Linked DNA regions of Homo sapiens: region 2 is linked to region 1. A link is a loop called in an ENCODE intact Hi-C map of the cell type or tissue named here. Cell type or tissue: PC-3. All regions are shown on one strand. Links, peaks and the distances in the headings refer to the core of each region. The heading gives the core; the rest is flanking DNA.

What was found. A loop is a pair of places that touch in the nucleus more often than their neighbours do. Peaks named below come from ENCODE experiments on the same cell type or tissue, not always from the same donor. Only the 100,000 strongest peaks of a DNase experiment are listed, where the experiment ranks them.
Region 2: a loop joins it to region 1, with 10 times the contacts of the local background. A loop is called at or near these places in 15 of 110 quality-filtered maps.

The regions. Positions count from the first base shown.
Region 1 is chr6:88,864,199-88,880,550 of GRCh38, forward strand. All of the region lies in intron 8 of RNGTT (RNA guanylyltransferase and 5'-phosphatase), which reads right to left. Among named protein-coding and RNA genes, the nearest start is that of RNGTT, 91 kb to the right of the region's middle. In PC-3, for the core only: a CTCF peak has its summit at 6,721; a DNase peak (open chromatin) is centred at 4,343; H3K4me3 peaks cover 1,158 bases; H3K27ac peaks cover 2,186 bases.
Region 2 is chr6:88,772,234-88,788,585 of GRCh38, forward strand. The region is part of intron 12 of RNGTT (RNA guanylyltransferase and 5'-phosphatase); the gene reads right to left. Among named protein-coding and RNA genes, the nearest start is that of RNGTT, 180 kb to the right of the region's middle. In PC-3, for the core only: CTCF peaks have their summits at 8,766 (motif pointing left) and 8,967; a DNase peak (open chromatin) is centred at 8,718.

The DNA of each region.
Region 1 (16,352 bases), core at 2,902-10,901:
ATTATATAGCTACTACATATAATAAATGATCACATCATGGTGAAAGAGAAGCATACAGGGAGCAAGTAGGAGTGTTAAAATCCAGCTTAAGGAGTTTCAACTTCATTTTGTAATTGGGTTGAAGTATAGTTGAAATGCAACAAACACTAATAAATAAAATGAACTGTTCATTTGCCAACATTAGCATTAAAAGTATTTGTACTACATACCATTAATTACATGTTAACATATAGCAAAGAGGGGTGAAGATATCTGTAGGCAAAAGAGAAGGTACCAGCATAGAAAATTATATGGCACTCTACTATAGTGGTTAAGAACCATTCATCCCATACCAGCTCTTACTAATTATGTAACTTTGCACAAGTTACTTGACTAAGTGTCTGTTTCCTCACCAGAAGTTTTAAACTGTCCTAAGACAGTTTTAAGAATTAAATGAGTTACTGCATTCATGTCCACAGCAGCCTTATTCACAATAGCTAAACCACTGAAGCAATCCAAGTATCCATGGAGGGATGAATAAGCAAAATGCAGCATATACATAAAATGGAAAGATATTCAGCCTTTAAAAGGAAGGAAATTGTGATATATGCTACAGCATATGAAACTTGAGGGCATTATGCTAAGTGAAATTAGCCAGTCACAACTGGACAAACACTGTATCATTCCCTATGAAGTACCTAGAGTAATCAAAATCAGAGACAGAATGGAGAACAGTGGTTGCCAGGGGGCATGGGGAGAATAGGAAGTTACTGTTTAATGAGTATAGAATTTCAGTTATACAAAATCAAAGAGTTCTGAAGATAGATGTTGGTGACAGTTGCACACAATATGAATGTACTTAATACCACTGAACTGCATATTTTTAAATGGTTAAAATGTAAATTTTATGTTATGTGTAATTTACCACAATTTTAAAAATTAAAGAAAAGAATTAAATGAGTTAATATATAAAAGATACTAGAACAGTGATTAATACACAGTAATATAGTATCAGCTATTGTTATTATGTCCAAGGCACAGAGTACTTAATTAAGTACTTAATTAAAGCTAGATATCATTAGTACTACGACTACCACTACTACCACTACAACTACAGCTGCTACTAGTACTACTTTACACAATCCAAAGAAGAGTTAGAGTTGGGGTTAATGATAAAACAAAACCCTGAATAAAACAGAAAGGATTAGTTTAAGAACCCTATAAACAGGAAACAGGAAGCCATCCCTTTTGAACACAGAAGAGAAAGAGATAAGTGAACACAGAAATTTTGAAACATAGAGAAATGAATCACAGGTAACTCTTGGTAAAGGTTACCCACAGACCACACACCCAAACATATAAACATATTTACACAAAGGCAGTCAACAACTATAGTAAAATAGTTCCTTAATTCATTTTTCTATGAATAGGTATAACCAAAGTAAATTTTGTAAAATCAGACGCTGCACTGAATGAGCGATAACTCAAAACAGAGAATTCATATTTTAAAAACTTGAATCAGGTAGGTCTCAATCTGTCTAAGAGCTTGTTTTCTAAACATTAGAATGATAAAAACAAACCCAGAGCCTGAAATATCCCAATATACCAAAAGAATTTCTTAAGATTTACTAACAATAATGGTACATACACAATAAACCCGAAAGCTATAATACACAATGGAAAATTATCATTGACCATGTTTTGGTCCCACAATCTATCTCATTAAAATAAAGATTAGTAAAATGATAACTTAAATAAAATTATAATTAAATCTACTTGGGTTCATGTTTCCTTTATCTACCAAAAAGAAATATAATAACTGTCATAACAATAAAAATTGACTGATAAAGTCTCCACCCTCTACAAATTTATAAAATCAACTAACAGTTTGGGGAAGTGCAACGAGCAAATTATCAAAGCATATCTTTCACTTTTTGAAAAGAATTGTCAAGTTAGGACTAAATTCATTTGCTAAGGGCAACATGCATCTCATTAACTGCCACTTCCGTGGGATAGAATATGCTTCCTCCTCCTTTTCACCAATCTTCAAAGAATTAGAGAATTATGGAATTATCAAGGGTTGAAAGGGTTCTTATGTAGTCCCATATCTCCCAAGTAGCATGCACTTACACACGTTTATACCCCACCTCCAGTGCTGCGACAATCCTAAAATTTCCTAAGGCACAAGAAAAACCAGACTAGATTCACAGACAAGAGCAAAAAGTATTCATACAGGCACTACCAAAGACACAAAAAACTAGTTACATTACCTCCTCCAGTTTGTAAATGTCTGAAAACAAAGTGTACATTAACAGTCACTTTAAATAAAAACATGATTTACCCTACCATAGCAAGAAGCTTCTACCTCAAAAACTAGATTTGAATATAATATATTTTACTATCTCCTAAGGTCACTTAAACCTGTTTCCTGATCATCTAAAGTCCAGAAAGTAAGGACTCTAATAACTGGATACAGACACATTCAAATAAATCAATGTATCCATTTATTTATTTTTCTTCAAATCTTCAAAAGCAATAAGGATGGAAGAGAAAATCTTAAGACACATCTTAAAGATTCAAATTGAATAAAGTTGGTTTAACAAATGAGCTGCCATCTATTTAGGGGAAGAGGAAGATTTCTCTTGGTTTTAAGTATTTCCTTATGCTGAAAAATATGACTTTATCGGATTAAAAATTAAAAGTCCACCCTTACTAACTAGGTATGGGACCTTGTAAAAACCACTTGGTCTCTCTAGCTTTGATATCCTCATCTATAACCTGAGAAAACGGAGTCAATTCTTGCTACTTACAATGTGGTCCCTGGACCAATAGCATTAGCATCTCCTGGAAACTTGTCAAAAATGCAGAATCTTGGGCCCCAGCCTAGACTTTCTGAATCAGAATTAGCATTTTAACAAGATTTCCAGGTGATTCACATACACATAGAATTGTGAGAAGCACTAGACTAAATAACCTCAAGCCACCCTTAACACTCAAATTGCAAAAGAAAATAGAAAAGCCAGGGCCAGGCATGGTGGCTCACACCTGTAATCCCAGCACTTTGGGAAGCCAAGGCAGGCAGATTACCTGAGGTCAGGAGTTTGAGACCAGCCCGGCCAACATGGTGAATCCCCATCTCTACTAAAAATACAAAAATTAGCTAGGCATGGTGGCACACACCTGTAGTCTCAGCTACTCAAGAGGCCGAGGCACAAGAATCGCTTGAACCTGGGGGGCAGAGGTTGCAGTGAGCCGAGATCATGGCACTGCACTCTAACCTGGGCAACAGAGAAAGACTCCATCTCAAAAAAGAAAAAGAGAGAGAGAGAATGAAAATGGAAAGCCTGACAGCAGATGTCCAAAAAAAGCAAAAGAATTTTAAAAATTCTTTTAATCTGAAAAAAAAAGTTTTCACTGAAGAATCTGTCCAAAAGTTATATTCAATAGATTTTCTCTTCTTAGCTATAGAAATGTGCTTGTTTTGATCCTAACTAGGATTAAAAAGAGCAAAGAGTACTAGAAGAAGAAGAAAAGAAAAACTAAGTATGATCACAAGTTAATTCTAATCAGTCTTCTAATTTTCACATTTTATATTATGCAACCTTTGAAATTCACTATTGGCTAGACTCATTGAATGAATGCTAAAAGTAAGCTACTTTGAGTAAAATTTTCACTAAGTCCCAAAAAAGGTTCACCTAACAGTCTTTTAATTATACTGAAAATGGGAAATAAAGTGTTGGGAAGGATGACTGGGAGAGAATTACTATAGGGTTTTCCTGTGCCTCCGGCTGGGAAAGCCCCTTAGGCTTAGCTTTCTGTGCCATCACAACCTTTTTCTTCCTCCAGTCACATAAGTAGGTGAAGTGCTTCCTCTTCCACTGCCACAGCAACTATTCCTCAGAGTGTTCATTTCCCTGCCTTCTGTATCACTATGGAAAATAGTCTCTTACCACACTCTTTACCTGATTTCCAAAAAAAAAAAAACAGCTCTTTTAAGGCCTCAAAGGCTATGGGGCTAACCAACTGACTCAGCAAATCAGGTGGTCCTAAACTTCAAGAAGATTGAGATAAAGGATCTCCCATTTTAATAGCCTCCTAAGAACAATTCAAGGAGTGGGAGTTGACATCATAGTCAAAGTTTAAATCAGAAGCTTATGGCTTAGCAATCATTAAAACTCTGACATGCTTCAAAATATAAACAAAGGGTTTATGCAGCCACCAGTGTAACAATTTTCTCATAAGCACCTAACTGCCTTAACTGTAAGAGCTTACAAAGATTGTGGATTTATATCAATTATTAATCAGGTCGGTCCAGCTCAGGCTGTTTCTACCTCATGACTTTCTTCACATTGCTCCCCTCACCCCTGTTACTCATCCTTCACTCATCATCCTCCTAAGAACTCCCACATTATTAGAGTCTATGTCATGTCATTTATATGCAATTATACTTCATATTGTTCATTAGATTTTGACCTATTTTAGGGCATGAACCACATCTTCAATTTTCTTTTCTTAAATACACACAAACTCTTTTTCCTTTTAAAACTTTACTGCCATTGAAATTGACCACATATCAAAATATTGTATTTGGCAGCTCTGAGTGTGTAGTCAAAACAGCAGCCATTTAAAACTTGTCAGAAATTAGGAATTTCCTTTAAAGCAAGCACCATCTTTTTCATACTCTCATGTTATTTCTATAGAACAATGAACATTTTCAGAAAAAAATTTTACTGAAAGGGATTTTAATAATCTACAAGAAACTTGAAATAAATTTACTTTTAACACAGGCATTATACTTTACCATAAATATTTTACTATAAAGATCACCCATTATTTTAAATTTAGAAATGTGCTAATAACACAATTAAGGTATTTTTAAGAAAGAGAATTAAAAACACATGTAGAAGATGTACAACATGATGATGCTTGATTTTATTTAATATTGCTTCATGCACAAAGGAAAAATCTAAATAACAAAACCGTATCTAAGTGCACCAAATGTTTTAAGAGAGTTGTAATTTCTCCATTTACTGGTATCAAACATAAAATTAGATCAAGTTAGGAAAAATTTTAAAGCTCACTGTCATGCAAAAAGTACAGATTGAGATCTGAAACTTCAAGTCATAAGAAGCTTCCTCACAGGAGTTATAGCAGTTTATAAAGGAGAAAGTATTTTGACCTTTTTCGTGACTGGCCATTAGACACTAACATTATTCTAATGCAAGTGGAGCTGTTTATATTTGTCTATAGCTGATTGGTTTAATTTCACTGAATCATGCTGGCAAAGATGTAAACCTCATGCTTTGTGGTTCTTTTATAAGTAGAGATAGTGTTTCAGGGGAATCAGAATGACTTGAGTTTGGGTTACAGGGTTATAGGCAGTTGGCCTTGGGATCTATCTAAACTGTGACCTCCATTTTTATTTTCCTTTTAACACTAGTAAGTAATTCTTAATGAATCAAACTATTAGAAATTAACTGGTTGCTACTAGTCTTTGTTCAAGTTCACATAAAAGTACCAGGAGAAATCCTAGAAGCACCAATTTCAACAGCTAATACTACTGAGACTATAAAAATAAATATATTATGGACTCATAACATTAAGGCAACTACCAAGGCCACATCATAGAGCAGTCTCAAAGTTCAGCTGCTTAAAGGCTGTAATTTATGCAGCAATTTGATTTGTTCTAGTTATATATTATATCCTGCAACTCTAGCCAGTAGTTTACATTCTATCAGGCTGACATAAGATGTAAAAGACCTAAATGCCATTCTAGATAATTCATAGGGAGACAAAATTTAGTTTTCTGCCCATGCAAAAGTATTTTAAAAATTAAATTTCTAAATTCAAAAATGTTACTAAAATAAAATGAGTCCAAGGAAGCTCACCTGCCAGCAAAAATAGCAGCAACATTAAATCTGGGCTGAAAGCCAGAGTGATACTATACTAAGATGGGCCACCTATATAATCTTCAAATCAGACTTCACAATTTAAAAGCACTGTCAGAATTGCTCATTTTCTGATTTCTTTACCTAGTTCACATGTTACTGCCTTTTGAGAAGCAAATTACCATCAAACATGCAAAAACCAAATGTAGTTCCTCCAGAAAATAAAAATCCTATATATGATTTTAAAACATATGGTTATAGAATTTTTTCCCCAAAATATATCATTAGGGCACATATATAAAAATTACTGTTCCTCATATACCACATACAAGTCAAATAACTTTTCTATCCTATGAACATAAATTTCACTGCCTATAAATAAAAGAGCTACATTCCAACATCATGTTTTTCTATTAGACTCCTTTGCTCCCAACACAATTAAGAGCAAAAAAAAAAAAAAAAATCCAAATGGGATAAAAGAGAATCTTCATATCATTCTTCCCTTCTGAGATTTCAACTTAAGAATGTCTCAGTTTCCTGATACAGAAAAAACACTTCTAGGGACTTTAATACGGCTACATTGTTTTTACCAAAAAAGGTCCAAAATGGCACTTTAAGGTCATTTGCAAATATAATAATTCAGATGCAATGCACAAAAGAACATACCAACATTGTCAAAATGGCTATGCTTTCAGTAATGCTGTATATATGATCCCACTAATCCTTACTAAATTCTTAATAATCCCCAGCTAATATTCTGGGTTGTATTATAAAATAGATGTCCAATGCACTGGATACCATTAGAATTCTACTGCTTCACAAAAGCAGTCTGAATTAAACCTGGTCCTCTGCTGCCATCTAGCGAAGTCATAAGATCCCAAAATGAAATCAAAAGTGACAATTGTTCAGATCTATTCAATAAATCATTAAAATACATTAATTATTTCAGAAAATGCTGTTTGTAGTTTTTACTACAAAAACTGCTACAATAATAAATATACTGGAGGATTTTGCTCCAAAGAAAATGTATGCATATTTCCATAAATGTATTCTAGAGTATACAGACCATAGCAATAAACTCCTATAATAAGCTATCAGATGAATAATTACTCATTCAAAAAAGTTATTTAGAATAATATTATCATGGTATTCTTATAAAAGCAAAACTTTCAAAACAAGCTAAATTTACAACCACACAGAAATTTTCAAAGTATGATGCACTTATACAATGGAATGTTCCATACAATAGAATGATTCTTCCCAAGACACTACTGAAATAATAGCAGAGTTTTTTTTTTTTTAAGTATAAAGCTATATGGTCCTGAAAAATATGTCCTGAAAGTCCACAAAATTATTTGACACTCTTAACCTCAAGAGATGGAGCTTAATTCCCCTCCTTTAAGTTTGGGCTAGACTTATATGTTACAACAAATAGAATATGGCAGAAGTGGATTGTATGTCACCTCTTGGGCTAGATTAGATTAGATTATAAACAGACTACTACTTTTATCTTGGGTGTTCTCTTAGATCATTTGCTATAAGTAAAGCTGGCTGCCATATGGTGAGGACACTCAGGCAGCTGTGAGAACCCACTCGGAACCCCAGAGCTGGTATGAAGATTATTTTAACCAGAAGACATTTGAGAGTCAACAAATGCAGAAAGGTGGCTGTTCAGAGCTTTCCTTATCTGACTAAAAGCAGAAACTTCCGGGAATTAAGCTACCATAAATCCTTTCTTCTAGGTGGCTTCACTCCCAGAAAGAAGACTGAGAGTAAAACTATCATAAATCCCCTCTCCAGGAGTTTATGGCCACGAAGAAGATGGAAAAGACCATTCCCCCCCATAAAAACAAACATTTCTTACCTCCTATTTGTTCCTCTAAAAATCCACTTATCCTTCCTAAAGAATTCCATTTTTTTTCTTACACTGAAGCCTATTCTCCACCTTCCCTTTCCACCATTAAATTAGACATACAAACTTGAGACATTAAGTTAGGAATACAAACTTTAGGCATAGTCCCATTAAGTTAGGAATACTAACTTCAACCATCTTGTAAGCCACTTCTTTTATGTGCTTCCATACACATATAAACTTTGTTTTTTCTCTTGCTAATCTATGTTTTGTCAGTTTAATTTGTAGGCCCCTAACTATTGAACCTAAGTGGGTACAGGAAAGTTTTTCCTCCCCACTGGTAAGAAATGGAGGTCTCATGCCAACAGCCAGCTGAGGAACTGAGGCCTGCCATCAACCATACACATGAGCTTGGAAGTGGACCCTTGAAATGACAACAGCCCTGGCCAACAGCTTGACTGCAATCTGATAGACGACATTGAACCATAATCACCCAGCTTAATAGGTACAAAAAAAAAGAATAAATGAATAAGACCTACTATTTGATAGCACAATAGGGTGACTATAGTCAACAATAACTTAACTGTACTTTCCAAAATAACTTAGAGTATCATTGGATTGCTTGTAACAAGGGATAAATGCTTGAGGCTATGGATTTAAGAAAAACAAAAAAGACTCACCCAACCACACTGCTCCCAAGAAACGATGAGACAGTAAATATTTGAATTTTAAACTGTTATATTTTGGGGTAATTTTAGGGTAATTTATTAGAAATGGCTATAACAATGAAGATAATGAAGGGAAGGAGAAAAGAGCATCAGCAGATGCACTATTTCAATAAATTTCTGGTTGACAAGAAATAGACGGAGAAGTACTGAAAAGTGCTGAGAAGCATGCACAGAGGTAGCAGGATTCACAGATGGAGGTGCCTATTTTACAAAACCCCAAAGAAGATCCAGACCCAGAAACATCAAGTGCACAGGATGACTACAGTGACATATGGACTGAAAAGGAGGGATTGGTTATTTTTAGCTATGTACAACAATTAAATTCTCACAACTCATACACACAACACACAGGTTATTCCTCAAGCAAAAGAAAAGAAAAATCAGAGAGCTCTTCTCTAAAGAAACTGAAACAGGGTGGGAGGGTGAACAGAAAAAAAAAAGAAAGAAAGTAAAAGAAACTGAACCAAATGGGTAGTGAGGGAAGAGCACCTAAGCACAACTGCTTATCATAAAGCAAAGGTCAGAAATTGACAAACCCAGCCCACATTCATGGAGCTTCCAAGCAGCTTCTCTGCCTCGTTTCAAATGCACAGCCAACCAAGGATCACCACACATTTGAAGAAACTAGAAACATAAAGAAGAAAGATGATTCAAGGAAGAGAAAGATAACTTTAAATATGCTTTTAACTAGTATTCTCATAGAGATTCAAGAAGCTATCACAACCATAAACCAAGAACAATTTGTCATGAAAAGGTACAGGCAGAGAACAAGAATGTATGTACTATTGACAAAAGCATAATTACCAGAATAAGTAATTCAACAAAAAGAAAGGAAGAAAATAAGAGAACCTGGTACTTGGCACATAACAGACACTTAAAAAATTGTGGAATGAATATGTTTTTCATTTAGTCAATGAAACAAAAAATATATATAGACAGAGGGAAAAGTCTAAAAGCATACACACCAAAATGTAAGCAGCAACCATCTCTAACTGGTGAAATTACATATGTTTTTCGTGTTTGTCCTGTTCCTTATCTTCATTTTCTAACTTTTCTACAATGAATACAAATGACTTTTATAATGGGGAAACACATTTTTAAGACATTATCATTTTTTCATTATAAGACCAGAATCACAAGGCAAAAAAGAAATTTTTACTAAAATGCTTATCAAGTCCAAGTTAGAAAAAGTTTCAACTACTACCATTAATAATAAGATAGGTTTAGTAAGATATAGACATACTCATTGATCTTGACCTAATTAAGAGAATTTGAAAAGCTTGCAAAATAACAGGACACTGCAAACTTATTATTCGTAGCACAGATCAGGTAATTGGTTCCAATACTAGTAAATAAATCTCATGAATCAACCAGTTCTGTATATAAGAAGCCTCTCTTGGTTATTTTAATTAGTTACTTTCAGATTAAGTAGCTCTCATAATGAGAATGTACAGTGTCTTCATTAGACTTCAAAGTGTAAAATCAAATGATATACTCATTTGCATTAATTACCATTTATGTAACAGGTTATGCTTTTCAGAACTCTGTAGCAATACAAGTTAAATATGTAAAATACAGCATTCTTTTAAGTGATCTTCCATCAGGGTATGCCACATTTATTGCTCTAAAGATTTACCTTGATATGGAATAAAATTTAAAAGCCACTTAACGTATTCTGGGCAGCACTACCTATCACAGAGGCATGTAAACAACATTTTAATTTTTATAAAGTAATCCATCTTCATGAAAAGAAAAGATCAAAAGAATTTTCCCAAAAGTTTTATTTTACATTTGTCCCTGACTCGCTGATTACTTTCAGTTTTCTTTTGTATAAAGCATGCATTCTAGAAAAATCAACTATAATTATTTCAAACAATTTTTCACAGATTCACAAAGAGGATAAAGTTTTTTCCCCTTTTTTATCCAAGCCAGCATTTGCCACTTCCATAATCACACATAATGAATAAGAGTATGTGAGCAAATAATGAGTTAAGAAAGTATCACAGAATCGTAAAAAAAAAAAATATGAAAATCCAGTTAACACCTCATCTAACAGATAAGCTCTACTGCTGAGATGGGTCAAAGCAAATGTTCTTCCATCTGGTCAGCAGCACTACTCAATACTAAATATCAATATTCAATACTAAATATATCTTACTTATTTCCTATATAAAATTTAAAAATCCATCTATGAACACCCAATATCACACTCTTAAAATCAAAACAAGCAGTCATATTTCATATACAGTATCAAGTAATGCTCTTTATTAGCTCTTTAGTATCTCTTACTTAGTTGTCTGGTACTATACATAGTTTTGTTATATCTCTTACTACATCTTAAATTGTACTTCATTTTCCTGCTGAGAGTAGGAATTGTACTTTTACTTTCCTCTAGTGTCTTGTATTGTCTTTGAGACCTTCTAAAGCTTACAGTAGCTTAACAGTTATCTATTAAAGCAGTAAATATTGTCTGCAAATATATTTATTATCCCATTAAGTGAAAGGAGCAATGCAATTTGAATTACCATCACAAAGCAATTTGAAAAAAAAATAATAGAGTTTTTCTATTATTTATTTATAAGAGAACAGCCTATATCATATCCCATTATATGGAGGATCAGAAAGTAAGGAAAGAAAACAGCAGGTAAGAAGATGAAGGTATAATGTCTCGAGAAACCAAACATCCAACTCTTAATATTGATTATCCCAAGGGGTGGGATAAAAGTTCTCACAGGGAGAACTTTTTAATTTCTTTTTAATGTTTTATGAGGAAGACAGAAGACATTATCAGAAAAAATATATTTTAAGACAGAAAAATTCATCTATTAGCATAAAACAGTAAAAATAACTATCAAAATATTGAAAAAATAATGAGGACATGACCTGGCAAAAAGGATTCTGGGCTCTGGGGCCAGATCACTTGCATTCAAATCTCAGTCCTGCTACTTACAATAACTGTGTCTGTGACCTTGAAAAAGCTACTTATTCACAATGCTATCTTACAGCGTTGTGAGTATTAAATGAGATAAATGTTCTATGTAAAGTACTCAGAACAATGCCTAATACACATTAAGTGTTCAACAAGTATTACTTGTTATAACTGTTGCTATAGCCAAAATACAGAATGAACTTGTGCAACCACACTAGTATTCAAAAAAAACTGCTAATCAAAGCAATTTTAAAATTCATTTTCCTTTAATTTTTACATCAATAAAATCTTTTAAGAAAAAAATTCATTTTCCAATTGTCAACTTGGCTACATTACTTATATTAAGTGAAACTACCCCAAATTGCCAAGGATGTACACTCAAGCACTGCTGTTCGGAGTGTATCACTACAACCTCTAGCAAGGTATATCAAGGACTTCAAAGGTTTCCATACTATATCTAAGTAATACTATTTTTGTCAAAATTTATGCAAAGATGGGTATAAGAAGATCAGTACAGTTATTTATAGCAACAAAAAAACTGGAGTCTAAATGCCCCTATAATCGAGGGTGAACTATTTTTTCTTGGCAGCAATTAAGTCATTTTAAAAATACATGTTATAACAATGAAATATACTCATGTTAAGATAAAAAGCAGCATACAAAAATAATCATGCCTGAGTATTGTGGCTCAGGCCTGTAATCCCAACACTTTGGGAGGCCAAGGCAGGCAGATCACTTTAGCCCAGGAGTTTGAGACCAGCCTGGACAACACGGGGAAACCCTATCTCAACAACAAAAAAAAGACAAAAATTAGTTGGGTGTGGCGGCACGCGCCTATAGTCCCAGCTACTCTGGAGGCTGAGGTGGGAGGTCGAGGCTGCAGTGAGGCATGAGTGTGCCACTCCACTCCAGCCTAGGCAAAACAGTGAGACCCTGTCTCAAAAAACAATCATCATCATCATCATATAGTTTAGTTCTAATTACCTGCTAAGCCTATCATAGCTAGCACAATCTCTGGCATATGGTAAATGTTCAATAAATATTTGTTAACTACATGAATGAACAAAGAGACAAATTCAATCTCTTTATCCTGTATTCCTTGTTTCTCATTTGTTTGGGTCCAGTAGCCCAGCTCTATATAGGGGAAAAAATGTTTGAAAATATTAACGAAAAATTCATTTGTTTTAATCTTTCAAAGCTTCACATGTTTGCTGCCCCCAGAACCTGGCCAACTGAAAATTCTGAGTTAGGGTTGCACCTATGTTTGCAATCAAAGTTTTATCTGTATCTGCTCAGCTCTAAGAGTTCTCTAGCAGATTTTGGTAATAGGTAATAAATTTGGTTGGTTTTTATTTTTAAATACCATTTCAAAGACAGTATCTCTATTAACTAGTAGTAACTCTCATACTTAGGATTTGATTAAAGAAACTGCTATTTAAGGGACCTTTTTATCCTTTAGTAAATCCTAAAGATGTGACTACTAACCAATGGGTATTTCAAAGATTTGGTTTTAAAATGTTAGATTGTTTTGCCTTTGCTTAATTTTCTTCTTGTGCAATAACTATACCACACCCTAAAAGAATTCTGAGTGAACTCTGGGAAATCAATGTTGGTTCTCATGTAATAATGGTTTTCAAAACAGTCTTCAGTTATAACAACAATAACTAATATGCATTGAGTGCTGTATAATAAGCATTTTATGTGGGTCTCCACCAACTAACAGAGAAATTCTCAGATATGTTCTTAACTCAATAGCTGGCTAAATACTACTTTGAATTGGGTCACTGATTTTTAAATTTTGTTCCATGAGGCACTACAGATAGCGGCTCCCAAATCAGGTTAAAAATCACAAGTAATCGGGGTGCTTTTCAAAAATGCATTTTCTCAGAACCAATCCAGGCTTAATGAATTTGAATCTCTGAATTTTTTTTTAATAAAAGTTTCCTATGATGGTAGCGCAACTGGAAATGCTGCCCTAAAAAGTTCCATGGTAACCTCAGACGCCACACCAGAATGCAACCCCATATGCTTTCCTCAATTTGCAGCAACCAAAGCATTACTGCTTTTATCTGTTTCATATAGGGGGACTTAAAGAAAGATTTAGGCTTGGGGAGGGAGTCAAAGAGTCCTTCTTTTTAAACCAATTTACCACAAGATACCATCAAACGTAGCTTCAGATCAATAAACAGTGTTTCTGAGTTGACCTCTAAATATTCTCTGGTAGTCTCACTTCCCCGTGATAAAAAAGAAACACAGGAGCTTTATTGTGTCCCATCCAGTTGCAAGGAAACTGGCCTGGATCCCTAACTATAGTTCTGATGAAACTACTATTAAAAACAGGGCTGGGGTCTTTAAATGACGAGATCTGGCTTACATTCTCTCTAAGAGTTTTGGTTATCACCAGAGGTATGACACTAAACATTAACTGAGTCCTAAAATTAGTATAGTTAGTATAATTTCCATTATTATGAGGAAAAACTACCTTAAACCTAATTTCATTTGTTTATTTATTTATTTATTTATTTATTTATTTATTTTTGAGACAGGATCTTTCTCCGTAGCCCAGGCTGAAGTGTAGTGGTACAATCTCGGCTCACTGCAACCTCCGCCTCCCGGGTCCAAACGTTTCTCGTGTCTCAGCCTCCCAGGTAGCTAGGATTACAGATGCAAGCCACCACACCTGGCTAATTTTTCTATTTTTTAGTAGACACAGGTTTTTGCCATGTTGGTTAGGCTGGTCTCGAACTCCTGACCTGAAGTGATCCACCCACCTCGGCCTCCCAAAGTGCTGGGATTATAGGCATGAGCCACCACGCCCAGCCAAAACCTAATTATAAAAGCCCAAGTACTAGAATACAGAATGATGCTGATTTTGCCACTATCTACTTACATGATTTGAAACAAATATTTTACTTTTGTGGAGTCTGGTCCCTCAGACACCTCCACAAAAACTCTAAGTTTCCCCAGAACAATTAAAAAAGTAAAAGTCCTTCCCAGACATAACTTTATTTACTGCTGAATTCCTGAATACTAGATATGATGTCATGGCTATAACTGATATTTGTTTGTAAATAATAAGATAGGAGATAAATTCTTATTTAATTCCAATATTCATTTCATCTCTAGTTCTTATGTTACATATCAGGAGCTATTTGCTTTGCTTTCAGAAGAAAACTAGAGCCAAAAAGAAATTTATAAAGAGCTAAGTGAACAAATCTAAATGAAAGCAGTATACACAATACCTAATTGATCATAATTTGACTCATTCTGTTCCTAAATAAGATATACTTTTTTGTTTGTAGTTCACTGAAAATTATTCCAGAGACATCTGAAACCTCTTTAATATTCTCCTCAGCATGTAAAACTTTTCTAGTCTAGCATCTCATTACCTTATCCACACTATACCTGTCTGAACATTCGGCTCCAGTCATTAGCATAAACATACACTACAAACATTATTAATGAGATACATATCAAGGGACCCAAGCAAGCTATTAACCACCTGGGGTAACTGCATGTTTCTGTATAAAAACCTTTAGAGACCAGGCGCGGTGGCTCATGCCTGTAATCCCAGCACTTTGAGAGGCTGAGGCGAGCAGATCACGAGGTAAGGAGTTTGACACCAGCCTGGCAACATAGTGAAACCCTGTCTCTACTAAAAATGCAAAAAATAGACAGGTGTGGTGGCATGCGCCTGTAGTCCCAGCTACTCAGGAGGCTGAGGCAGGAGAATCACTTGAACCCAGGAGGCAGAGGTTGCAGTGAGCTGAGACCACGCCATTGCACTCCAGCCTGGGTGTCAGAGTGAGACTCCGTCTCTACATAAATAAATAAATAAATACTGTTACAGCAGCAAATACAGAAGCTGCCTAAACATACTGCAGTTTATCCACACAACAACTATTTCTACAACACGCTATTCACAAGTCACGAAGTGTATTTGTTAGGGCACATGTAGTATGACCACACATTGAGCACCCTGCTCTAACAAAGGCATAGGACACGATTTTCATGAGAAAAAAAAAATTTGTCTTTCAAATGTATACATTTAGTAAATTACATAAAAAATCTTGTCAAAGTACCAATGGCTTAGCATGAACTTACAATTAATGGGAAGAAATCTTACTTCAAAACTTTAAAAAAGCAAATTTTAAAAAATCTTTATATTAAATATGTTTCCCTACCTTAAGCTCACTTTTTACACTTTCTTACAAAGAAAGAACATTTAAGATGTAAAGACTGTCTTTTAAGGAGAATGTATTCAATGATGGGTTGTCAAACTATGATCCAAAAGCCAAATGTGACCTGCTAATTTGTAAATAAAATTTTATTGAAATACACCCACCAAATGTTATTGAAATACATCATTTGGTTTATGTAAAATCAGGGGGATATGGCTGCTTTTTATCTGAGACAGAGACCACACAACCCACAAATGATAAAATATTTACTACTACGTCCTTCACAGAAAAAGTTTAGAACGAAAACTTAAAGCTGGATTACAGGAAAAACTTAAAGCTGAGGATTCTGTCTTAAGCAGTCCTAATCCATGCAGCACCTAACACAGAGCCCTAGGGGTAAATAAGTTTCCAATATAATTTCTGAATGAATGAATGAATGAATGAATGAATGAATGAATGAAAGGAAGAAGGGAAGGAAGGGAGGGAGGGAGGAAATTCCCAGACCAGGATGCAGGAAAATAAACCTGTCTATAATTTCCTTCAAGAAGTATTATACAAATGTACCTCACCTACTTAAACAGATGTGTTATAAAAAGCTGAATATAAATTACATTTCCATAAATGCCTAAGTGGCTTTTTTATTCCCTGCAATAATTTTCCTTATAAAGCAAGTCCCAAATTTACCTTTTATATTCAGTTTTTCTTGAAGCAGGGTATGCTTGTATATGTGTGTGTATTATATAAATATGTAAGTCAAAAGATATAAATACAGATATAGATACATATGTAAAAATT
Region 2 (16,352 bases), core at 4,548-12,547, 90 kb before region 1:
TAACCAAGGTGAATCATCTGTATACTGAACACTGATTTCTTTAAAAAAAAAAAAAGATGGAAAGACATCATATGTTCATGGATAGGAAGACTCAATGTGTTAAGATGTCAATACTCCCAGAACAATCTACAGATTCAGTGCAATCTCTAAGAAAATTCCAACAGCGTTTTCCACAGAAATGAAAATGTGCTCTTCAAATTCAAGTAAAATTTCAACAGACCTAAAGAGTCAAACAAATGGGATCTAATTAAACTAAAGAGCTTCTGCACAGCAAAAGAAACTACCATCAGAGTGAACAGGCAACCTACAAAATGGGAGAAAATTTTCGCAACCTATTCATCTGACAAAGGGCTAATATCCAGAATCTACAATGAACTCAAACAAATTTACAAGAAAAAAAAAGACCCCATCAAAAAGTGGCCGAAGGACATGAACAGACACTTCTCAAAAGAAGATATTTATGCAGCCAAAAAACACATGAAAAAATGCTCACCATCACTGGCCATCAGAGAAATGCAAATCAAAACCACAATGAGATATCATCTCACACCAGTTAGAATGGCAATCATTAAAAAGTCAGGAAACAACAGGTGCTGGAGAGGATGTGGAAAAATAGGAACACTTTTACACTGTTGGTGGGACTGTAAACTAGTTCAACCATTGTGGAAGTCAGTGTGGTGATTCTTCAGGGATCTAGAACTAGAAATACCATTTGACCCAGCCATCCCATTACTGGGTATATACCCAAAGGACTATAAATCATGCTGCTATAAAGACACATGCACACGTATGTTTATTGCGGCATTATTCACAATAGCAAAGACTTGGAACCAACCCAAATGTCCAACAATGATAGACTGGATTAAGAAAATGTGGCACATATACACCATGGAATACTATGCAGCCATAAAAAATGATGAGTTCATGCCCTTTGTAGGGACATGGATGAAATTGGAAATCATCATTCTCAGTAAACTATCGCAAGAACAAAAAAACAAACACCGCATATTCTCACTCATAGGTGGGAATTGAACAATGAGAACACATGGACACAGGAAGGGGAACATCACACTCTGGGGACTGTTGTGGGGTGGGGGGAGGGGGGAGGGATAGCATCGGGAGATATACCTAATGCTAGATGACGAGTTAGTGGGTGCAGCGCACCAGCATGGCACATGTATACATATGTAACTAACCTGCACATTGTGCACATGTACCCTAAAACTTAAAGTATAATAATAATAAATAAATAAAAAATTATTGGTAAAAAAAAAAAAATCTTGAAAAAAGAAAAGAATTGAAAGAGTCACACTTTTTACTTTTCAAAACTTACTACAAAGCTACAGTAATCAAAACAGGTGGTACTAGCATAAAGATAGACAAAAACACCAACAGAATAGAATTAAGAGTACATAAATAAAGTCATAAATCTATAGCAAATTGATTTCTTTTCCACAAGGATGCCAAGCCCATTCAATGAGGGAAAGAATACTCTCTTTAAGAAAGAGAGGTGGGACAGCTGGTTTTCCACATGTAAAACTATGAAATTGAATGCCTACCTCATACCATATACAAAGATTAACAAAAAATGAATAAACAACCTGTAACATGTAAAACCACAGAAGTCTTAGAAGAAAACATAAGGCTCTGCGATCTTAGATTTGGCAGTAGATTTTTAGTTTTGACACCAAAAGCATAAGCAACAAAAGAAAAACTACATAGTTTGGGCTTAATCAAAATTAAAAACCTTTGTGCATGACAGAACATTATCAAGAAAGTGAAAAGACAACCTACAGAATGGGAGAAAATGTTTGCAAATTATACATCTGATATAAACCTGGATATGTATCTATTTATATCCAGAATATATTGTTAAAATGGATACAACTTAACAACAAAAAAACCCAAATTTAAAAGTCAAAAGACTTGAATAAACATTTCTCCAAGGAAGATATACAAATGGCCAATAAGCACATGAAAAGATGTTCACTATCATTAATCATTAAACAAATGCAATCAAAATCAAATGGAGATACCACTTCATACTAACTAGGGTGACTATAATTTAGAAAAAAAAACACAGAAACTAACAAGTGTTGGTGAGAATGTGGATAAATCAGAACATGCACATTGCTGATAGAAATGTGAAATGGTGCAGCCACTATAGATAAAAGGTTAACAGTACCTCAAAAAGCCAAACACAGAATTACCACATGACCCGGAAGGTCCATTTCTAGGTACACACTCCAAAAACCTGAAAACAGCTACTCAAACAGACACTTGTATGTCAATGTTCATTGAAGCATTCTTCACAAAAATTAAAAGGTAAAGACAATACAAGTCTCCATCAACAGGTGAGTAGATAAACAAAAGGTTGTATATACATATATTATCCAAATATAAAAAGGAATGAAGTTTTGATACGTGCTGCCAAACGGATGAACCTCAAAAGCATTATGCTAAGCGAAATAAGCCAGACACAAAAGGAAAATATTGTATGATTCCACTTACATGAAATATTTAAAATAGAAAAAAATCATGGTGACCGAAAGTAGATTAGAGGTCACCCAGGGCTACAGTATGGAAGAAAATGGAAGTTACTGCTTAGTGGTTAAATGATTTCTGTTTGGGATGATGAAAAGGTTTTGGAAATAGACAGTGGAGGTGGTTGTACAACACTGTCCATGTAATTAGAGATTATAAAAATTATTTTAATAAACAAAAGCTTTGTAAATAATTGTGTTCTTAAGCATTATAACTTCCTAATGTATATAATATGTAAATATAAATAAATCACACTAATCAATATATTTGTATATTCACTTTATAGGTATCCTAATTGGAATGCATTTACTCAACAGAATGAAAAATTAATTGAAATTTTTTGATATGTAAAGTATATAACATTATAACACAATGTTTGATATACACAGTGAAATGATTACTATGGTAAAGCAAATTAACATTATCCATCTCCTCACAGTTACCTTGTATGTGTGTACATGTGTGTCAAGAACATCTGAAATCTACTCTCTTGGCAAACTTCCAGTATATAAAACAATATTATTAAGTACAGTCATTGTGCTGTACATTAGACCTCCAGATTTATTCAGCCTACGTAACTGCAAATTTGTGCTCTTTAACCTACATCTCCCCAACTCCCCCATCCTCAGCACTGATAACCTTCTTCCTAGTCCTGAACAGTAGCTTCTAGTTTCAACAAAACAAATCCCTTTGAATACCCACAACTGAGAGGGGGGATAAAAAGCATGCTCTCCCTCTGACCTGAGCTTGCTAATTTTTTTATATTTCTAACCACAGAAGACGGTACAGTTAGAACTGACAGAGTAATTTATATCTGTTTCAATTATAATAAGGAGGTACAGAATTAGTTTATCACCTATAATCAAAAGTTGTTATTAATGAGTTACCAACTGGGTTTGTTTCTCCCCCATTTAAAAGAGCTTATTAACCAAGTAGCTTCATAATAGGTGTTTTTTGCATTCTGTTTCTGTGTACTCAACTTTTTGAGATTCCACATGTAAGTGAAATCACACACCATTTCTCTTTCTGTGTCTGGCTGATCTTGCTTAGTACAATGCCCTCCAGCTCCATCCATGTTGTTATAAATGACAGGATCTTTTTTTCTAAGCCTGAATAATATTCTGTTGCATAAATATACCATAATTTCTTAATTCATTGACCCACTGAAGGACATTTAGGTGGTTTCCATATGCAGGCTGTTGGAAATAATGCTGTAATGAACATGGGGGCATACATTTCTCTATGAGGTACTAATTTCATTTCTTTTGGTATATACTCAGAGGAACTGCTGAGTCATATATTAGTTTTGTTTTTAATCGTTTGAGGAGCCTCCATACTGTTTTCCATAATGGTTGTACCAATTTACATTCCTACCAACAGTGGGACACCCTTACTCTCCACACCTTCACCAACTATTTTGTATGTTATCTTGTATTTTCGATAATAGCCATCTTAATATGCATGAGGTAATATCTCAATGACGTTTTAATTTTCATTTCTCTGTGACTGGTGATGTTGAGCACCTTTTCATACACCTTTTGACCTTTTTTTTTTTTTTTGAGACGGAGTTTCCCTCTCGTTGCCCAGGCTGGAGTGCAGTGGCGCAATCTCAGCTCACCGCAACCTCCGCCTCCCAGGTTCAAGTGATTCTCCTGCCTCAGCCTCCCAAGTAGCTGAGATTACAGGCATGTGCCAGCAGGCCCAGCTAATTTTGCATTTTTTTTTCTTCTTTTTTTTAGTAGAGATGGGGTTTCTCCATGTTGTTCAGGCTGGTCTCAAACTCCTGACCTCAGGTGATCTACCCACCTTGGCCTCCCAAAGTGTTGAGATTACAGGCATGAGCCACCATGCCCAGCCACCTGTTGACCACTTTCATGGCTTCTTTGGAAAAAAAAAAAAAAAAGTCTATTCAAGTCCTTGGATTATTTGTTTTTGTTTTGTTTTTTGCTACTGAGTTGTGAATTCCTTTAATATTATAGATATCCCCTTATCAGATATGTGCTTTGCAAATATTTTCTCCCAATCTGCCTTTTCATTTTGTTGATTGTTTCCTGTTGTGCAGAAGCTTTTTAGTTTCATGTAGTCCCAGTTGTGTATTATTGCTGTTGTTGGCTGAGCTTTTGATGTAACATCAAAAAGATCATTGCCAAGACCAACATCAAGGAGCTTTTCCACTATGTTTTCTTCTAGGAGTTTTACAGTTTCAAGTGTTACAGTTAGGCATTTGATCTATTTTAAGTGGATTTTTGTGTATGGTATAAGGGTCCAATTTCATTCTTTTGTATATGGATATTCAAGCTTCCCCAACATCATTTACTGAAAAGATTATCTTCTCCCCATTGTGTATTCTTGGTGCCCATGTCAAAAATTTGAACATACATGCTTGGGTTTATTTCTGGGCCCTCTATTCTGGTCCACTGGTCTATGTGTATGTTTCTATTTCAGTACTACACCATTTTAATTACTGGAGCTTAGTAATATAACTTGAAACCAGGAAGTGTGATGCTTCCAACTTTGTTCTTCTTTCTCAAAATTGCTTTGGCTTTTTCAGGGTTTTTAGTCCCCTACAAATTTTAGAATTGTTTTTCTCTAGTTCTGTAAAAAATGTCATTGGTATTTGGATAGGGATTGCACCAAATCTGTGTATCACTTTGGGTAGTATGGACATCTTAACAATGTAAATCTTCCAATTCATTAACATGGAATATCTTTCTATTTATGTGTATCATCTTCAATTTCTTCCATCTTGGTTAAATTTATTCCTAGGTATTTTATTCTTTTTGATGCTATTGTAAATGAGATTGTTTTCTTCATTCTCTTTTCAGATAGGCTGTTATCGATTGGTGTAAAGAAATGTAACTGATTTCTGTATGTTAACTTTGCATCCCACAACTTTATTGAATTAACAGGTTTTTTTGATGTAACAGTCTTTTTCTACATATAGGATCATGTCATCTGCAAACAGAGATAATTCTACTACTTGTTTTCCATTTTAGATGCCTGTTGTTTCTTTTTCTTGTCTGATTGCTCTTACTAGTAGCTCCAGTATTATGTTGAATAGAAGCACCAAGATGGGGAATCCTTGCCTTGTACCGGATTTTACAGGAAAAGCTTTTAGTTCTTCCCCATTAATTGTGATGCTAGCTGTGGCCTTTTCATAAATGGCCTTTGTGTTGAGAAAATTTTCTTCTATACCTATTTTATTGGAAGTTTTTGTCCCAAAAGATGTTGAACTTTGCCAAATGCTTTGTATGAATCTGTGGAGATGATCATGTGGTTTTAGCTTTTATTCTGTTACTGTGGTATATCATATTGATTGATCTGCATATGTTTATACCAACCTTGTAACCCAGGGATAAATCTCACTTGGGGATTTTAAATGTATTCTGAGTACAAAGTAAAAAAAGAAAAGGTATTACCTGAGTGTCTTAAAATTGATTATAGAGGAATGAACATTGTAAGCCTTGAAGGATGGGTAATATTCACTCATGCAGATTTGCAGCATGAAGTAAATATGGGCAAAAAAACAGGAGTAGAGAAATATAGGATGTGCTAAAGGAGAGGCAAGTCTCCCAATTCAGTGTGTGCATTATGGAGGGTGGGGCCATATTATAAGAAAAATACTTAGGAAGGAAAAATTGCTAAGTGTCCAATACTAGTATTTTTAAATTATCCAAGTCAAATTGCATTCTAACAAATTTTTAATTTAATTTTTAAAATTAGATATGGAGTCTTGCTATCTTGCCCAAGCTAGAATGCAGTGGCTATTCACAGGTGCAGTCACAGCACTGCAGCCTTGAACTCCTGAGTTTAAGCAATTCTCCCACCACAGCCTCCTGAGTAGCTGAGACGAAGGGTGCAATCCATTGCACCCAGCTCAAACAGATTTTTATAAATTATTTAAAACTGCAAAAATCATAATCACAGGATTGCTTACTTCAAACGGAAGTCCATACAATGACGATTCAATATAATTTAAGTTTTGCTAAGAAAGAAAAAATCATTGGAATTGATAGGAAACACCTTTTAACTGTGCCACGTGTAAGAAAATAATGCACATTATTTTCCCTCAAGTTTTGTATTGAAGCATGAGTAAGTATAAAATCAAATATATAATTTTTCAGTGGAAATTTTCTTCCATATATTTGCCCTGAGAGATTTATTTAGGTAACATACATGCTTCAGGATAATCACAAATAAATCTCTTTAGAAAGTTTTTTTGGAATGTTGAAACTGCAACATTTTCCCATTGTCAACCCATTAGTGAAGAGAATCTGATAAAATATAGTCATTTTCCTAGTAAAGCTTATTTGACAGAAAAGTCACAGGCCTTTAAGTAACAGTGGCTCATTACAGTAGTAAAGGGTCAAAAAAAGTAAGGGGAGAAAGGAGTGTCAGCAAGAGAGAATAGGCCCAAGAAAAAGAGTAAGTTTGTGTAGCTTGAAACACACTATGCACATCCCACCGCATTTGCAACCTCTGCCAAGGAAATTTCATACTTACAGGCAAATCATCCTTTAGTTCCGTTTCCTACTTGTTTATAGTAAGTGACTACAAGAACACTTAGAAACCAATATCAATCTAAGTTATTAAATCTAGAAAAGTTGAATGATGGTATAGTTTTAAAATATCTCCTAATAGGTACCTAATGATAAATTCTAAAAAGCTTTAATATGTAATTTTATTTATATAACAGATATTAAATATCATTCACATTCTCTTGCCTGGAAATCAAGACTCAATTTTGTCTAATAAGAAAACAACATGTATCAACTCTTCTGTTTTTACACAGCAATAATTCAGAAACTTAAGTAACTCCTCATCTCATTGCACATCAAATCATTCATATTAATTTGGAATACTAGACTTGATATTATTAGGAATTTCAAAGCACCTTTATGAAAATTAATGATTATAAAATTTTAGAAAATGGGGCCAGGTGCAGTGGCTCACGTCTGTAATCCCAGCACTTTGAGAAGCCAAGGCGGGCAGATCACCTGAGGTCAGGAGTTCAAGACCAGCCTGGCCAACATGATGAAACACCATCTCTACTAAAAATGCAAAAATTAGCTAGGCATGGTGGTGCATGTTTGTAGTCCCAGCCACCTGGGGGGGCCAAGGCAGGAAAATTGCTTGAACCTGAAAGGCAGAGGTTGCAGTGAGTCAAGATCACACCACTGCACGCCAGCCTGGGCAATAGGGTGAGACTCTGTCTCAAATAAATAAATTAATTAATTAATCTAGAAAATGGTATTTTAAGAATACTGTAGCTCCCAGTTATTGAATGTAGATTCAACAATGACACAGATTCTATGAGTAAAATATATTGAAATACCCATTAGAATGTAATTCTACTTCAGAAAAAATCACATCAATTTTGTGCCTACAAAACACCTAGTAAAATGCTCAAATACTTTAATAAAATAATTAAAAATACAGAATTTCAAAACTTACTACAAAAATATCTGTCTCAGGTACACTTAATTTAAAAATGAAATATCTGAGATTATGAAATAAGCTAACAATATTTATGAAAGATTATATAAATCACTACCAAATAATCCCTTTTTCATGATCCCCAAAATAATAAGAGCAAATATATTACAAATACAGAAACTGAATAAGCCTTTTAGAAATAAATATTTATGATTTATCAAACTTGAAATACAGAATCTTGCTGAACTATAAACAAGGATATAAAAACACCATTCTACATGTTCTCGTGTATAGTCAGAGTAATATAATTCAATTTACCAGCATGTATCTAGGTTAAAATAATTATCAGAGCTATAGTTAACTGATAAATACAATACTTAGTTTATAGAAATAAATCTGATTGTATGAGGTGAGCTGTCAAAAAAAAACTGGGGATATGTTAGGTGTAAACGTAATTACCAATATAACCCAAGATATCCATTGCCATTGTAAAGTCAAAAACATAATAAATGTAAACGTCAGGCAGCAAAATAAGATGCTTAAGAAAGTGTTGACCAGATGAGAACAGAACCTGGCTTAGAGGTAGAAGATGGCCATATGCCAAAGAGAAGTCTGTAAAACTAAGGTGGACAGGAAGCTAACTGGAGGTATACATGATATATATTTGTGGTGTAAAGCACTGGTTCTCAACTAGGGGAGATTTTGCCTCCAAGGGATATTTGGCAATGCGTGGAGACATTTTTGGTTGAACAAGAGGTGGGGAGGGGGTGCTACTGCCATCTAGTGGTTAAAGGCTAGATATGCTACTAAACATCCTACAAAGCACAGGGCAGCTGCCCACAACAAAGAATTCTAGCCCAAAATGTCAATGGTGCCAAGGCTGAGAAAACCTGATGTAAATGAAGCTAGCATTAGTAACGGCAAAGGAGCAACGTATTTAGTCCCTCTTTGCCTCTACTAACGTAATTATTTTAAGCAAGTTCAAAGTGGGCTTTATCTATCTCATTTGTAAAAATGCAATAATAGCATTTTGCTTGCCTAAAACAGGATATCTAGACCAGAGATATCTAAAAACACCTTGCAGGCTTATGTTATTCTATTATTTCCACTAGTAAAATGTGAGTAGTTATCACCAGGTTCTACAGTAAAACCTGAGACATAATGCCTTCTTCACAAAGATCACATCTGAAGCTAAGAAAGATCCCTGTCCTTACTATAATATTAGTTTTATTACAGCATTTATTTTTAAAGAAAACTTTAGAAATCCTAGACAGTAATGCTACTAGAGACAGTAAAACAATGGAATCAATTATGAACGCACATTCTTCAAGAATCTATTATTTGTCTTTTCACTGTTACACATTATACAGCATCCACTCCTCTAAGACTCCAAATACACTTACAATGAAAATTACTCCCAAATCTTCATCTTTTGTCCTAACTTTCTCCCAAATAAAAGTATGCCAGGCACTGGCTTATTCATTAGTACCCTAAAGGCAGCCTAAAGTTTTAAATCTAAAACTGAATCATTTATATTCTTAAACAAAAAACTAGTTCATCTCCATTCTGATTTCCATTTCTGATTAACATAATGCTCCTAACCAGAAAGGTTCAAAACTCTCGAATCATCTTTGATGCGATCTCTACCAATTCCATATTCCACCAATTATCTCTATTACTTTTTCACCCAGGCTATTGTGATCAACCTAACTGTTATCCCTATTATCAACAGGCCCTATCAAATACAACTGATCCTGAATCCATCTGGTTAGATGGTTTACTGAAAATAATACAAGCTTCTCAACCTAACAACCAAAGACCACCTCCCCGTGCCCACTTACCTAGCCTTATTCATCCTCTCTAGTTTTATCCCCTACTATGCCCTTTACACAGAATAATTAAGGCAGCAATAACTTCTAAGGGCTAACATCGACTGAGTTTTTCACTTTTCACCAGTTACTGGTTTGAGTGTTCTTAAATCACTTTATTCTCAAAATAGCTCCATGAGGTAGTTCAATCTAACATAGTACCCTTTTCTCATGGATCACAAAACAGAGTCATAAAGAAATTGGTAGAAAAGATATTTGAACCCAAGTATTTTATTCCAGATTCCAAAATATATACTAACTACCACATTGTACGGGGTGAATGGAAAGACAAAAAGGTGCACACCATACACAAAAATCAACTCAAATGGATTAAACATTTAAACACAAAAGTGGAAACTGTAAAACTCCTAGAAGTAAACAAAGAAAAACTTCTTGACACTGGTCTTGGCAACTATTTTCTGGATATAACACCAAAAGCACAGGCAACAGAAGCAAAAATAGACAAGTGGGACTATATCAAACTAAAAACCTTCTGCACAGCAAAAGAAACAATGAACAAAGTGAAAGGTCACCTATGAAATGAGAAAAAATAATCTTCAAACTATACATCCACAGGGGTTAATATCCAATATATAAAATCATACAACTCAATATTAAAAATACAAATAACCTGTTAAAAATGGGTAAGGGCCCTGAATAGACACTTCTCAAAATAAGAAACGTAGATGGCCAACAGACCTATTGAAAAGCTGCTCAGCATTTCTAATCAGCAGGGAAATGCAAATCAAAACCTCAATAAGACAGCACTTCACATTTACGAGGATGCCTATTATCAAAAAGGCAAGAAATAACAAGTGTTGTCAAGGATATGGAGAAAAGTGAACCCTTGTATACTTCGGTGAGAATGTAAATTGGTACAGCCCATTAGTGAAAACAGTATTGAGGTTCCTCAAAAAATTAAAGACAGAACCACCCTATGATTCAGCAATCCCACCTCTGAGTATGTATCTGGAAGTATTGAAAACAGGATCATGAAGAGATATCTGCTCTCTCCCATTCACTGCAGCTTTATGCACAATAGCGAAGATATGGAAGCAACTTAAATGCCCTGCGATGGATGAATGGTTAAAGAAAACGTGGTGTACATATAACAGAATATTATTCAGCCTTACCCCCAGAAAAGTAATTTATGCCATTTGTGGTAACGTGGATGGAGCTGGAGAGCACTGTACTAAGCAAAAATAAGCCAGAAAGAGAAATACTGCATGATCTCACTTATACATGGAATCTCAATTAGTCAAACTCATAGAAGCAGAGATTAGGATGGTGGCTGCCTGGAAACGGAAGGAACTAGAAATGGGATGATGCTGGTCAAAGGGTACAAAAATGGCAGGTAGACAGAGATATCAGATGTTAATTAGCTGGAATGTAGTGATTATTTCACAATGTATATCAAAACATCAAGCTGTATGCCCTAAATACATACAATTTCTATACGTCAAAAAAGTTAAATTGTCACAAAATATAGAATTTAAAGAAAAAAGACAAAATGGTTAAGATATCTGTTCAAGTATATTCAAAAGCCCTATACATTTATAAATCTATAAATCTAAGACAATATGGAGAAAGCAAAGAAATCCACAGTCTAAAGCAGGGTTCTTTAACAGCAATACTACTGACATTGGGGCAGTTGACTCTTTGTTGTGGGGGCTGTTCCGTGCAATGTAGGAGGTTTAACAGCATCCCTGGCCTCTATGGGCCAATCAAAATAATAAAAAATGTCCCCACATACTGTCAAATGTTATTTGGGAAGTAAAATCATGCCAGTTGAGAATCACTGATCTAAAGTATGCATTCATTCTTTTTTTTTAAACCAGTACCTATTGATCAACTGCTAAGCCTGTGTCAACCTCTGTGCTAGAGGACAGTAAGATAAAGATAATGGGGGTTTCAGACAAATAATAAGCAGTTACAAAAAACTGTGAAGAATTTAATGAAAGATGAAGTTCAGAGTGCTATAATAGCTGAGAAAATGAAATGTAACACAGTCAAAAAGATAAAAACAAATTTCCCAGGGGAAGTAAAATTTAAGCTGAGAATTATACAGGCAATAAGGATGAGTTAAGTAGCTACAAGAGAAAGTACAGTGAATCTGAGCAGCAGACATTCAGATTGCCCACACGTACAGCACAGTACTTAATATTCACCCTACTGCTACAAGCACTAAAAATATCACTGTGAATGAGACAGAGATGGTCTCTGTCTTCATGGTACTTACAATCTAGTAAGAGAAATGGTAATGTTTAAATAACTAAAAATTAATACACGTTAAGTGCTTTGAGGCCAATGGGAATACTGTGGAGGCACAGGGGAGAGTCATGCTCACCTATACAACCAGGCTTCCTCAAGGAAGCACATCTAACTTGATAGTTGAAGGATAAATGGGAGTAATATAGAAAAGAAAATAGTTTCAGGCAGAAGAAATAGCATGTATAAATACATATTCTTTAGAGACTATTTCAGTTTGTAGCTCTTACAGAATGAATTGGTCTGTCAGTAGAAAGAGCTACTAAAGTTATCACTGAACTTGGACAACAAAAGGAAAATCAATTTTCTGACCCTACATAGACAAAATGTGTGCTTTTAAATATTTCCTTCTAAAATGTGGAATTGCTATAAGCATAAGGGATAAGAAATATCAATTAATAAACCCTATCTTTTTGCTATGATTCCAATATGTCTCCCTAGATGCCTAAATCAGAGCGCTAACAAAATAGACATTAAAAATATACCCGGACAAATTCTGAAAAGCAAAGTGTAAAATAATATGCTATCTTTTTAAAAAAGTGGAATGAAAATAAGAATGTATTCACACATTTGTATTTGCTTCTATATATATAAAGAAACTGGGAAGAAGTATGAGAGGGAAATTTTCTTCTATGTATTTTTTAAATACATGTTAAAATTTCTGAACCACGTGATTGTATTATCTGGTTTAAAAATTAAAATTATACCACTGTAAAATGACAATTTTAAAAATCTACCATTAATGTTTCAACATTAAACATAAGTTATTAATAAAAAGAACTATCCCTAATTCATTAAGTGTTTAATATGTATCATTTATATGAGAACTGATTTGGTATTCTGTATATTTACCCTCTAGGAATTCACCGCTTCTTTCATTTTTGTGAAGTCCTTATTTATATTTATTTCCCCTTTCTCTGCTACCAATATATCATCATTAGCAATTCCTTTTAGTTGTACAGATATATCTATATCTAGCTGAGACTGATTACAAATTATGCATCTGTAGCTGTTTATTTTGCCAACAAAATTCAAAAAAAAGTAAATATTTATTTTAAAAACTTGAAAATGATGTTTTGCTTTTTCTTCCTTACACAAAGCAAGCTAAGAATATTTTGCTGTGCTCTAAAAGATGAACAAGGAAAAAAAAATAAAATAAGGTATATTTTCTTTCTTGGCACTTTGCTATTACAATTCCTTGGAAAATTATATTTTTCAATAAAAGTAACACATTTTGAGAAAAGATAGAATGACACTTTTGCAGCCTGCCAGAAAACAGAGCCCTTCTTCAAATGAAGACCTATCAAAATATGCAAGCAAATGTCATGGAAACAGAAGCTCTCACCATGGTAACATCCTTGCTACAGAGGAAAACCATTCTAATTTGTCATGTACTTCAAGACAAGGCATTAGGCTAATTCCAATTTTCATTTTACAATCTATCCATAACATTCAATATACCTGGCAGTAGTAAAGATTTAATAAAAATATTAATATTTCAAAAGAATGCAATATTAAAATCAAAGCTGACTCTAAATTTCTATGCAAACTGATGAATACCAGATACATAAAATCAAGCTGAACCACCTTATAGGAAAATCAAAATAGTGATGAAAACATTAAAAAACAATTATATCTCTACTACTTGAAAGTAAATAACTCTAGACTCAATAGAAACAATTATGTTTTACTAACCATAGTAGAGTTAGTGGGTACAACAAGAAAAGCCATTTTTCTAAATATAAAACAAAAATATTTTCAAGATTTTTATTCTTACTTCAATTATACAATCCACTATTCTGTTTTTATTTCATAGTGATAGATTAATGGCATACAATTCTTGTCTAGAAACATAGTTTCTCCAGATGATAAAAGTAAAATCAAAGCTGATTTTTCAAAAGGTTAAAAATTAATGTTATTTCCACATGTAAAACTGTAATATGCTACATAAATCTACACTAAAATCAACTTATAAAAGCTAGTAAACAAATAAGATTTCATTTTACTACCAACTTTGTAAATTAAACAATCTAATAGCTATCATGTAAAAGATTGAATACCTGCATATTAAAATACCAAATCATCACGTTAAAATATTCATTTTTAAGTGACGAATGGCCAAAAATTAGCAATTCAAAATGGAAGTGTAATCACAGAACTGAAAACCATATAGATAGGAGTCTAATAAAACATAGTTTATTACAGAAGCTGATAATGAGATGGAAAATTCAATTTGATAGTGGTTCTTTTTAAAAATGATCATTTCTGTTTGAGGAAAGCTTGAACCTTAAACCTTAGAAAATAGGTTTATACTGAAAACAAACAGATAATTTTTTCCTTTTGAAGAAAATACCAAAGTTTTTCTCAAATATTTAAGTATTTTTGTCAAGTATAGGTTACATTTCAAATTTTTTTAAAACACTGTGCTACAGACTGATGTTTGTGTCCCTTCCAAAACTCCTATGTTTAAATCCTAAGCCCCTAATGTGATGGTATTAGGAGGTGGGACCTTTGGGAGGTGATTAAGTCAAGAGGACTCTGCCTTCATGAATGAGACTCCTACCCTTAGAAAAGAGACCCAGGAAAGCTCCCTTGCCCCTTCTGCCATGTGGGACACAACATAAGCCAAGAAGCAGGCCTTCACCACACACCGAATCTGCCAACACCTTGATCTTGGACTTCCCAGCTTCTAGAACTGTGAGAAATAAATTTCTGTTGTTTATAAGCCACTCGGTTTATGGTATTTTGTTACAGCACCCCAAACTGACTAATTGACTGTTTATATTATTGTTTATATCACTGTTTGTGAATAATATAATTAAGCCACCTTTAAATAAAAAACATTAAAGTTATTTTTGAATCAACAGCAAAACACACAGGGAAACCAAAAGGCAAAATATGATAAAGAAAAAAGTAAACTGGCTCCAAATCTAATGTTGGTTTCCTGAGAAATGTTGGTTAACCTGAGAACAAGGAGAAAGCACTAGAGATTAAGGAAGATCACTCGATATGGAGAGAAGAAAAGATTGGGCCAGGCGTGGTGGCTCATGCCTGTAATCCCAGCACTTTGGGAGGCCGAGGTGGGCGGATCACAAGGTCAAGAGATCCAGACCATCCTGGCCAACATGGTGAAACCCCGTCTCTACTAAAAATACAAAAATTAGCTGGGTGTGGTGGTGCGGGCCTGCATTCCCAGCTACTCAGGAGGCTGAGGCTGGAGAATTGCTTGAACCCAGGAGGCTGAGGTTGCAGTGAGCCCAGATCGCGTCACTGCACTCCAGCCTGGGCAACAAGAGTGAAACTTCATTTCAAAAACAAAAAAAAAAAAGGAGTGAAGAAAAGATTGGAGGGAGGCAAGAATGGATGCTGTAAGACTGGTTAGGATGCCACTGTAGTGGTTCCAGCAAGAGGCAATGAATGACAAACTGGATTAGAGTAGTAGCAGTGACAATGGAGAAAAAAGGGAATAATTTAAGAGATACTTAAAAGATAAAGAAAGACTTGGAGATGAAGGAAGGGGACAGTGCCAAAGATGACAGCTAGATTTCTGATTTAAGTAACTGCATTTAGTAACTGAGGTGGAAATGCTGGAAAAGAACCAGTTTGTATGTCTGCTTATTTGATCATTTCAGAAATAGAGATAGAGTTTGTCTTTGATATGCAGATGCTTCTCAACTTACAACGGCATTACTATCCACAGAAAAATCATAAGTCAAACCATCATAAGCTGGGAACTGTCTGTATTGTGTTTCTGATGTTTTTGAGAAATTCAAAAGGCAGTATCAGAGTGGGCAAAAAGATAACCAAATTTGGGGCTTACATAGAAATCTGAAGTCTGAGTAACATGCTGATAAAAATGAACTAAATTCATAGGTATGGATGAGACTACTAGAAAGAGTAGGGCATGAGAAAGAATGAAATCTGGTGCACTGAGCCCCGAGAAACACCAAACTTCAATGGCTGGTAGAAGACGGAAGAGCTCGAAAGGGACCGCAAAGAATGGCAAAAGACTAGGAGGAATCAGGAGCATGTGGTGTCACAGATGCCATAAAAGAAAGTATTTCAAGAAAGAGTGAACAGAATATAGACTAATGCTAAATGATCCAGTAAAAAAGGGTGAAAATTATCTTGATTTTTTAATTAAAGGAGATGACTGGCGACCTTTCAAAAAAGCAGTTGATTCGAACATCATTTACTTAGCAGCTAAAGCCCTTTTTAAAACATAATCTCATCTAC